2 separate regions of the Homo sapiens genome follow, and region 1 is linked to region 2. A link is a loop called in an ENCODE intact Hi-C map of the cell type or tissue named here. Cell type or tissue: heart left ventricle. All regions are shown on one strand. Each heading gives the region's core, and the rest is flanking DNA. Links, peaks and the distances in the headings are about the cores only. Region 1 has its middle 24 kb from the start of ABCA3. Region 2 overlaps ABCA3 (ATP binding cassette subfamily A member 3).

Region 1 (5,374 bases), core at 120-5,119, 60 kb after region 2:
TTTTTATTATTTCAAACAACATATGGAGTCTTGTCTATATATGTCAGAAGGCTTCAAGGCTAATTAAAATGTTAAATGTTAAGTATTTGTTTTTAACTCACTATCATGACACCTATTATCTCATATTAATCCAAAGGTCTGATTGGCAATTATATGTCTCTAATAAAAAATGGAAGGCATTCAGAGAGTCAGAGGGTCTGAAATAGCTTCTAACTTGTTAACTGGTCTCTGCTTCTCCTCTTGTCCCATTCTAATCCAGTCTCCGTGTGGAGGCAGAAAGATCTTCAAAAGCTCAATAGGATCCAGCTAGTCTCTAGCTTAAACCCCTTCAGTGGCTTCCCATTGCCCTGAAAGAAAACCAGCTCTTCTCCAGGTTCTGACCCTGCTTTTTTCCCAGTCTTATCTAGTTTGGCTCTTTATTGTGCTCCCACACACTGGTCATGTTGGTCTTTTACTTCCTAGAAAGCAGCTACATGAGGTTTTCTCCCAATAGGGCCTTTGCAGCAGGTGTTCCTTCTGACAGTGCTTTGCCCTCAGCCTTCCCTGTGCATTGCTCCCTCTTAGTCTTCACGTTTCAGCTGAACTGATGCCTAGGAAAGCAGCTAAATCGGTTTTAGGTTTCTCACCTCTGCCTTATTCTCTGTCACAGAACCCTGTTTTATACTTTCTATCAAAAAGGGAATTTTAATAAATGTTTACATATATATTCACTTTCTTGCTTCTGTGTATTGTCTGCCTTTCTCCACTAGACTCCACCTCCATGAGGGCATAGGAACCATGTCTGTTTTGTTCATCACTGTGCCTGTTGTAGTACCTAGCACATAGTAGGTGCTCAATAAATATTTATTGAATAAATTAATGTAGTTAGGTAGATAGCATTCTTCAAAATATGTAGTTTATAGGAGAAATTTTTCAAAATTACTATAATTGCTCTACATGCTATTGTAAAAGTATTCTAATAATATATAGGGCATAAAGTGAATAGAGATTTTTCCCTCCAAGCTTCAGTGCCACTCAATGGGGATAATAATTTTTTTTTTCTTTTCCTTTTTTTTTTTTTTTGAGATGGACTTTCGCTCTTGTTGCCCAGGCTGGAGTGCAATGGTGAGATCTAGGCTCACTGCAACCTCCGTCTCCCGGGTTCAAGCAATTCTCCTGCCTCAGCCTCCTGAGTAGCTGGGATTACAGGCACCCGCCACCACGCCTGGCTAAGTTTTCTATTTTTAGTACAGATGGGGTTTCACCTTATTGGCCAGGCTGGTCTCAAACTCCTGACCTCAGGTCATCCGCCCGTCTTGGCCTCCCAAAGTGCTGGGATTACAGGCATGAGCCACTGCACCCAGCCTGAGTGAGGATAATTCTTTTAAAAGCTTTCAGTTCCAGGAGTTTGAGACCAGCTTGGGCAACATAGTGAAACCCTGTCTCTACAAAAAATAAAAAATTAACCAGGTATGGTAGTTGATGCTTGTAGACCCAGCTACTTGGGATGCTGAGGTGGGAGGATCTCTTGAACCTACAGTGAGCTATGATTGCACCACTGCACTCCAGCTTGGGTAACAGAACGAGACCCTGTCTCTAAAAAAATAAAAAATAAAAATGCCCTCAGTGGTAAAATGTGGGGAAATCACTGTTTTGAAAGTTGTGCTTCAGCCGGGTGCAGTAGCTCATGTCTGTAATCCCAGCACTTTGGGAGGCCGAGGTGGGCGGGTCACTTGAGGTCAAGAGTTTGTGACCAGCCTGGCCAGCATGGTGAAATTTCATCTCTACTAAAAATACAAAAAAATTAGCCGGGCGTGGTGGCACATACCTGTAGTCCCAGCTCCCTGGGAGGCTGAGGCAGGAGAGTGGCTTGAACCCAGGACGTGGAGATTGCAGTGAGCCGAGATCGTGCCATTGCACTTCAGCCTGGGCGACAGGCCAAGACTCCATCTCAAAAAAAAAAAAGAAAAGAAAGTTGTGCTTCATGCTTGTCTGGTATCCTAAAATACTATGTATTCTAATTCAGTTACCTTATACATATGAGATTATGAAATTTCTTTCTTTCTTTTTTTTTTTTTTTTGAGACAGAATCTCGCTCTGTTGCCCAGGCTGAAGTGCAGTGGCGCCCGTAATCCTAGCACTTTGGGAAGCTGAGGCAGGCGGATTCCCTGAGCTCAGGAGCTCAAGACCAGCCTGGGCAACACGGCAAAACCCTGTCTCTACTAAAAATGCAAAAAATTAGCCGGGCATGGTGGTGCGACTTGTAATCCCAGCTACTTGGGAGGCTGAGGCATGAGAATCACTTGAACTCTGGAGATGGAGGTTGCAGTGAGCCGAGATCAGACAGAGCAAGACTCCATTTCAAAAAAAAAAGAAAAAAAATCTAGATGAAGGAAAGAACCCAAAGAGATCAGTGGAGGCCCTAAACTGCTTTTGATCAAACATTCATCATACTAGGGGAAATCGAATGCTCGTTTTCATAGACTTGTAAGGCACAGAGGGAAAGAAGAAAAAGTTAAGTCCCATTCAAGGTGGGGTGTATATCATGAGACTATCTCCCCTTAAATCTAGGACCCCATATGCTTACATTGTAGTGGTGGTACTTAATGTAAGGTTGTGCTGGATGTAAACATGCCCCCGACTGCCTGAATGTTGCCTTGGAACTGAGCACAGCAGGGAGGGTCCTAGCTCTGAGATTTGTAGCTCAAATTCACATCACTTGGCTGTCAAAAAAAAGGAAGGAAGAAAGAAGGAGAGGAGGGAGAGAGGGAGGGAGGGAGGAAAGATGGAAGGGAGGGAGGGAGGGAGGGGAAGGGAAGAAAGAAGGAAGGGAAGGAGGGGAGGGAGGGAGGAAGGAAGGAAAGAAGGAAGGGCAGAGGGAAGGGAAGAAAGGAAGGAAAGGAAGGAATGAAAGGAAGGAAGGAAAGAAGAAAAGAAAAACCCCTCGAACTGTGAAGTGGGACAGTGGGACTCAGATTGACAGATGCAAATATATATTTTTCCTGGAATAATGTACCCTCCTTCTGTATCTCAAGACTCACCACAAGAGTATCAAGGTCAGTGAGCAAACATACTAGGAAACAGGACACCAAGGATGATTATCACTATGACAACAGACAGCAAAAACAGACCTGGAAAGATTCCAGATAATGGAATTATTAGTCTCGTGTTATAAAATCCCTATGTTTAGCTGGTTTGAAGAAATAAAAGACAACGTAAAAGGATTTATAGGTAGCATGTCATTATAGTCACCTAGCAAATTTGGGGAGAAAAAAGGAACTAGAACTTCTAGAAATGAAAAATAAAATAATCAACATGTAAAACTCAGGCTAGAAACAAGCCTTGAAAGGATAAAAGTGAACTTAAACTTCCTACAAGAACAAAACTCATTCTTTAATGAAAAACCACAAGGCTTGATCCAGGTCTCAGATCATGTGATCAGCACTTAAATTCTCTTCCTTCTTAGCATTACTTTCTTGATGCCCCAAGATAGTTGCTAGCAGTTCTTGGGACTATAGACTTCCCAGTTAAAGTTATGACTTGAAATAATGAGATTCATGTCCCTTAACTTACCTCCCTTATTTTCTGTCTCTCTCTGCTCGTGTATTTGCAGAACGAATGCTGGAGTTAATGGAGCAGTCAGCTGTCGATCTTAAGTCTCCTTAAGTAGAAAGCGGGCAGCTGGGTAGCCTTTGCCTTCACACCAGCCACTCACTGATGGGATTTTTCTCTCTGTAGTTTTAGGCTGTTCTTCAGTGTCTTTGTTTGAACGTTATATAATTGATGATCCCAAAGCTTTCTACATATTGGCAGGAATTGTTTTTGACCACAGCGTCAATGACAGCAATGGATCTTTGCCACTTGCGGTAAGAACATCCTTTCTCTAACAATTGTACTGTGCTGCCGAGACTTGAGCATGTGTTCCTTCTGCAGTCTTGTTGGCTGACCTGCCCCCGGCTTTTCTCTGTGGCAGCTTTGTCATCTTATTTCCAAAGGAGATATGCAAGGGCTCCTGTGTTTCATGTCTTACAACCTAGACTTTGAGGTCCCTTCCAGTTTTCAAATTCTTTAGAAGGCTTGTTGTGAGCAAGCCTTTATCCTGAGGGTACAGGATGGCGTATATTAAACTGCCTGATGACAGATGCAGACTACAAGATCAGCCTCCACAGACTTGCATTCCAGCCCTGCAACTCACCAGCTGTGTAACCTTGGAAAAACATTTCTGGGCCTCGGTGTCCTTATTGTTGTGAGGGCTAAAAGAGTTTTATGCCTATAAAGTGCTTAGAACAAAGCCTGGAACAAAATAACTTTCCAGAAGGATTAGTTATTGTTGTCATTACTAATAATCTTATGGACTTCAGATATGGTATGAGTGTGAGTTTGTTTAAGGAAAAGTTCATGTTGTAAACATGGGAATATTTGGTTTATGTTCTGGGATGGGAAAACCACTCATGTATAGCTTTTGTGTTGTACAGTGTATCTGATGATTAATTGTTGGAAGTTGCATGGGCTATTGGTAGATGGAGAGAGACATGTTAATAAAATAACCAACAATGTTTTTCAAGCATTTATTAATGCTAGGCAACACAGATACCATCTGGTTCAATCCTACTGTAGCCTATGAGGTAGACGTTGTTAATATCCCCATTTTACTCATGAGGAAACTGAGGAATGAAGTTTATGTAATTTGCCCAAGGTGTCAAGGCTATTCAGTAGGAGATTTGGGGTTAGAATCTGGGTGGTCTGGCTCCAGAGCCCTTGCTCTGAACTGTTCTGCAGCACACCATTCCTGAAGGGGGCTCAGGAGCGGCTGTATGTTTCCCAGGCTTGCACCACGGAGAATTTCCAGAGTACACAGGGAAGACCACTGTTGCAGCATGGTCTCCCAGGGGACACCTGCCAGTGTGGGCATCCTTCATCCTGTTACAGCTGACATCAAGCACAGATTTGTTCTGTCCTGTGCCTTTGCTGAGTTTCAGGAGTTCATAACCGAATTTGTTTTCTCTTTGTTCTTCATAGGTTAAGTATCAATTGCGCTTCAGTTACTTTCAGAAGAATTTTATACTGGGGAAGAATATATTTTTTCAAGATGACATAGAAGGCTGGTGCACATCCTTTCTTTACCCTCCCAATCCACGCCAAGAACCCCGGGAATTTCCATTTGCTGTTGGGGGAAGTCCTGGTGAGAAAGCCCCGAAGCTTGTGCGTGTTAAGAGCATGGCCGTGGCTGGGCGCGGTGTCTCATGCCTGTAATCTCAGCACTTTGAGAGGCTGAGGCGGGTGGATCACCTGAGGTAGGGAGTTCGAGACCTGACAAACATGGAGAAACCTCATCTCTACAAAAAATACAAAATTAGCTGGGTGTGGTGGCTCATGCCTGTAATCCCAGCTACTC
Region 2 (5,374 bases), core at 210-5,209:
ATAAATATAACAACATTCATCAATATGTTTAGATAATAGTTTAAAACTATATTTATAAATAGACAAACATATATATGTATTTAAGATATCTGAGTTGTACTGTTAGGTTAAGAAAAGCAACTTGTAAGCATTTTTTACAATATGATTCTTTTTTTTTTTTTTGAGACAGGGTCTCATTTTTTCACCAAAGTTGGAGTGTGGTGGTGTGAACATGGCTCACTGCAGCCTCCTGGGCTCAAGTGATTCTTCTGCCTCAGCCTCTCAAGTAGCTGGGACCACAGGCATGTGCCGCCTGGCTAATTTTTTAAATTTTTTATTTATTTTGTAGAGATGGGGTTGCACTATGTTGCCCAGGCTGGTCTCTAACTCCTGGCCTCAAGTCATCCTTCCACCTCAGCCTCCCAAAGTGCTGGGATTACAGGGATGAGCGACTATGTCCACCCCGATCCCATTTTTTTTTTTTTTGAGATGGAGTCTCGCTCTGTCGCCCAGGTTGGAGTGCAATGGCACAGTCTCAGCTCACTGCAACCTCCGCCTTCCGGGTTCAAGCAGTTCTCCCTGCCTCAGCCTCCCAAGTAGCTGGGATTAGAGGCGCCTGCCACCACACCCAGCTAATTTTTTTTTTTTGTATTTCTTTAGTAGAAACAGGGTTTCACCATGCTGGCCAGGCTGGTCTCAAACTTCTGACCTCAGGTGATCCACCCATCTTGGCCTCCCAAAGTGCTGGGATTACAGGGGTGAGCCACCACACCCGGCCTCCAATCACATTTTTATGAAACTATGCTATATGTCCATCCATCTGTGCTCTATGACAGTAAGTGTAGAGAGGGAAACCCAGCAAAGTACATACCAAATGTCAACAGTGTTCATCTCACCAGTGGGAATGAGCTATAGATTTCAGGAATCCGAACTTTTTTTCTCTCTTTTTTTTTTTTTTTTGAGACAGACTCTCGCTGTGTTGCCAGGCTGGAGTGCAATGGCGCGATCTTGGCTCACTGCAAGCTCCGCCTCCCAGGTTCATGCCATTCTCCTGCCTCAGCCTCCCGAGTAGCTGGGACTACAGGCACCCGCCATCACACCCGGCTAGTTTTTTTTTTATTTTTTATTTTTAGTGGAGATGGGATTTCACCTTGTTAGCCAGGATGGTCTTGATCTCCTGACCTCGTGATCCACCCACCTTGGCCTCCCAAAGAGCTGGGATTACAGGCGTGAGCCACCACGCCTGGCCGAATGTGAACATTTTTATAAGAAGCTAGATTTTGTAGGTAGAAAACCCAATAAGATACTTTTCACAAGAAAGGAGGCAGGATTGAGGAGGGAGGTGGGCAGCAGAGGCTGCGTGCGTGGGTCTTGCAGAGAGGGGCCAGAGCAGCCGGTTCTCTGCACCCCTCTGTCTCAGGCTCTGAAGCGGAAGGATTACTCTTGGGCATGGAGGGTCTTTCTCTCTCTGAACCAGTCCCAAGGGCCCTCGGGGGACACGCCACTCCCTGTGCACAGGGCAGGGTTCTGTGTGCCAGCCCCACGCAGGTGCTGCATGCTGGGGACTCAGAGGGGTCCCTGAGCAGGTACTGGGGACACCTCTGCACTCAGAGAGGCGGCGGCTCAAGAGCAGGGCATCAGAACTCACCATGATGAAGAAGTACCAGGGCTGAGGCACGCCGAACTGCCCTGGGAAGACGGCCTCCATGTACCAGGTCACCAGGCCATAGAGCACAGAGTCCAGCAGCAGCATCCCCAGCACCTGCCCGAAGCAGAAGTCGTCGTCCACGTTGACGGGACTCAGGAGGTCTCGCCACTGGATGCCCATGCCTGGAAGACACATCAGGAAAGTGGCCCGAAAGCCAGCAGGCTGGGGGGCCCAGGGACCCGAAGCCCCTGATGGCACACGTGTGCACATTTGACCTTGCATGGCCACTGCTTGGTTGGCATGCCTTTTCCCTTCCCGGTTTTATAACAAGTTGGACAGCTTTCTTCAAGCCTGGAAGATAAACTCAGGTTACAAAATAATTAAGTCACAGACCAGCAACAGCTCATTCACTGACTAGACAGGCTTGCATTTAATCTGTGACATATATGCACATATGTACACACGTACATATGCACCCACATCTATGATTTCGGTAAGGCCAACGTGGGTCAATGTGCATTTAGCATAAGTCTTTTTTTTTTTTTTTTTTTTTTTTGAGATGGAGTCTTGCTCTGTCGCCCAGGCAGGAGTGCAGTGCTGCGATCTCGGCTCACTGCAACCTCTGCCTCCCAGGTTCAAGCAATTCTCCTGTCTCAGCCTTCCAAGTAGTTGGGATTACAGGCGCATGCTGCCATGCCTGGGCTAAATTTTTTTTTTTTTTTTTTGAGATGGAGTCTTGCTCTGTCTCCCAGGCTGGAGTGCAGTGGCACGATCTCGGCTCACTGCAAGCTCCACCTCCCGGGTTCACGCCATTCTCCTGCCTCAGCCTCCTGAGTAGCTGGGACTACAGGCGCCCGCCACCGTGCCTGGCTAATTTTTTGTATTTTTAGTAGAGACGGGGTTTCACTGTGTTAGCCAGGGTGGTCTCGATCTCCTGACCTTGTGATTCGCCTGCCTCGGCCTCCCAAAGCGCTGGGATTACAGGCGTGAGCCACTGCAACCAGCCCTAATTTTTTTGTATTTTAGTAGAGATGGGGTTTCACCGTGTTGCCCAGCCTGGTCTCGAACTCCTGAGCTCGGGCAACCTACCCGCCTTGGCCTCCCAAAGTGCTAGGATTACAGGTGTGAGCCACTGCACCCGGCCAGTATAAGTCTTTATTTGTTTATTATTTTTTATTTTTTTGAGATAGAGTCTTGCTCTGTCACCCAGGCTGGAGTGCAGTGGTGCAATCTTGGCCCACTGCAACCTCTGCCTCTGGGGTTTGAATGATTCTTCTGCCTCAGCCTTCGGAGTAGCTGGGATTACGGGAGCACGTCACCACACCTGGCTAATTTTTGTATTTTTTTTAGACAGAGTCTCACTCTGTTGCCAGGCTGGAGTGCAGGGGCACAATCTTGGCTCGCTGCAGCCTCCACCTCCCAGGTTCAAGCGGTTCTCCTGCCTCAGCCTCCCGAGTAGCTGGGACTACAGGTGTGCGCCACCATGCCCAGCTGATTTTTGTATTTTTAGTAGAGACGGAGTTTCACCATGTTGGCCAGGATGGTCTCGATCTCTTGACCCCATGACCCGCCCACCTCAGCCTCCCAAAGTGCTGAGATTACAGGCGTGAGCCACCGCGCCCCGCCAATTTTTGTATTTTTAGTAGAGACAGGGTTTCGCCATGTTGGCCAGGTGGGTCTTGAACTCCTGACCTCGAGTAATCCACCCGTCCTCCCAAAGTGCTGGGATTACAGGTGTGAGCCACCCCATCCAGCCTAGTATAACTATTTTTTTACATTTTAATTTTGTAGTGATGGGGGTCTTGCTATGTTGCCCAGGCTGGTCTCAAACTCCAGCCTCAAGCCTTCCTCCTGCCTCGGCCATAAGTCTTTTTTAATCACAGAAATATTTCAAACACGTGTAAAGCTCTCTTTAATGGAGCTCGTGTTTCTCATCATCTCTCTGGTTTGCCAACATTGCAGTCCTGACAGTGCTGGGGATCTGTGTGTCCAAACACCCTCTGTTTGGCCGAGGACCCTGATGGAAATAATGCTCTCCAGCCTTGGTGAATTTGCACTTTCAAACAACCAGAGATTTGTCTGTTTTAATAACATTCACTCTAGCTGGGCGTGGTGGCTCACATCTGTAATCCCAGCACTTTGGGAGGCTGACACAGGAGGATTGCTTGAGGCCAGGAGTTTGAGACCAGCCTAGGCAACACAGACAAATTAGCCAGGTGTGGTGGCACGTGCCTGTAGTCCAGCTACTCAGGAGGCTGAGGTGGGAGGATCACTTGAGCCTGGGAGGTCGAGGCTACAGTGAGCTATTATCATGCTACTGCACTCCAGCCTGGGCAATGGAGTAAGACCCTATCTCCAAAAAAAAATTGTTAAAAAGAAAGCAAAAGAACAAAGTTTACATTTTATCAACACACGAGTAAACATGGAAACACAGATATGTAAAAGCTAAAGTGTCAGAAGACACTGCCGACTGTAGAGAACCGTTCTAATGAAAGACAAAGCAACGCTGGACACTCCCACCTCCTTCCACAGACCCAGACCTTGGCAAGCTGCAGCTAGGAACTGCATGGTGCCATGGCTTGACTGGGCCCCCCAAATTCATGTGTTGGAGACTTGACCCCCAATGCAGCAATGTTGGGAGGAGGCCTAACTGGAGGGGCTCAGACCAGGTTTGGTGCCCACAGCAGGCTTTGCAGAATGAGAGCCCACAGGCCAAAGGCCGACCAAGGAAGTGTTTTACTCAATTTAATTTCATAAAAATTAAGAAAAAAAGTGGGCGGCTCACGCCTGTAATCCCAGCACTTTGGGAGGCCGAGGCGGGCGGATCACAAGGTCAGAAGATCGAGACCATCCTGGCTAACACAGTGAAACCCCGTCTCTACTAAAAATACAAAAAATTAGCTGGGCACGGTGGCGGGCGCCTGTAGTCCCAGCTACTTGGGAGGCTGAGGCAGGAAAATGGCATGAACCCGGGAGGCGGAGCTTGCAGTGAGCCGAGATTGCGCCACTGCCCTCCAGCCTGGGTGAAAGAGTGAGAGACTCCGTCTCAAAAAAAAAAAAAAAAAAAAAAAGAAAAGAAAAGAAAAAAAGTGAGTCGTGATGATGCCATTGCACTCCAGGCTGGGTGACACAGCGAGACCCTGTCTCAAAAAACAAAAAAGAAAAGAAAAAAAATGCTGTCGTTTATCACTTGTTTCTCTCTTAGGCGTCTCTGCTGCCATCACCAATCAATACAGGAGGCACTGGGAAGATGCTAATTCTACCCTTTACCAAGAGCAGTGGTTGATGAAAAGTCCTCGAAACCCAGCCAGCCTCAGTGGCTCACTCCTGTAATCCTAGCACTTTCGGAGGCCGAGGGCAGATCACTTTAGGTCAGGAGTTCAAGACCAGCCTGGCCAACATGGCAAAACCCCCTCTCTACTAAAAATACAAAAAAATTAGATGGGCATGGTGGTGCATGCCTGTGATCCCAGGTACTCGGGAGGCTGAGGTGGGAGGATCACTTGAACCCAGAGGCAGAGGTTGAGATGAGCCAAGATCGCACCACTGCACTCAAACCTGGGAAACAGAACGAGACTCTTGTCTCAAAAAAAAAGAAAAAAAGTCCTCAAAACCCTAGACTTTGAGATCTCTGATGTAATAATTTTATTTTATTTTTTTGAGACGGAGTCTTGTCACCCAGGCTGGAGTGCAGTGGTGCGATCTCAGCTCACTGCAAGCTCCGCCTCCTGGGTTCACGCCATTCTC

What was found. Hi-C counts contacts between places; a loop is a spot of excess contacts. Peaks named below come from ENCODE experiments on the same cell type or tissue, not always from the same donor. Only the 100,000 strongest peaks of a DNase experiment are listed, where the experiment ranks them.
Region 1: a loop joins it to region 2, with 4 times the contacts of the local background. A loop is called at or near these places in 3 of 110 quality-filtered maps.

Annotation. Positions count from the first base shown.
Region 1 is chr16:2,361,964-2,367,337 of GRCh38, forward strand. It overlaps the pseudogene ABCA17P. Among named protein-coding and RNA genes, the nearest start is that of ABCA3, 24 kb to the left of the region's middle. RefSeq lists an enhancer at 4,962-5,311. In heart left ventricle, for the core only: no CTCF peak of the experiment used is centred there; no DNase peak of the experiment used is centred there; H3K27ac peaks cover 505 bases.
Region 2 is chr16:2,302,342-2,307,715 of GRCh38, forward strand. ABCA3 (ATP binding cassette subfamily A member 3) reads right to left here. Exons shown (of 33, transcript NM_001089.3): 12 at 1,628-1,809. Among named protein-coding and RNA genes, the nearest start is that of MIR4717, 30 kb to the left of the region's middle. In heart left ventricle, for the core only: no CTCF peak of the experiment used is centred there; no DNase peak of the experiment used is centred there.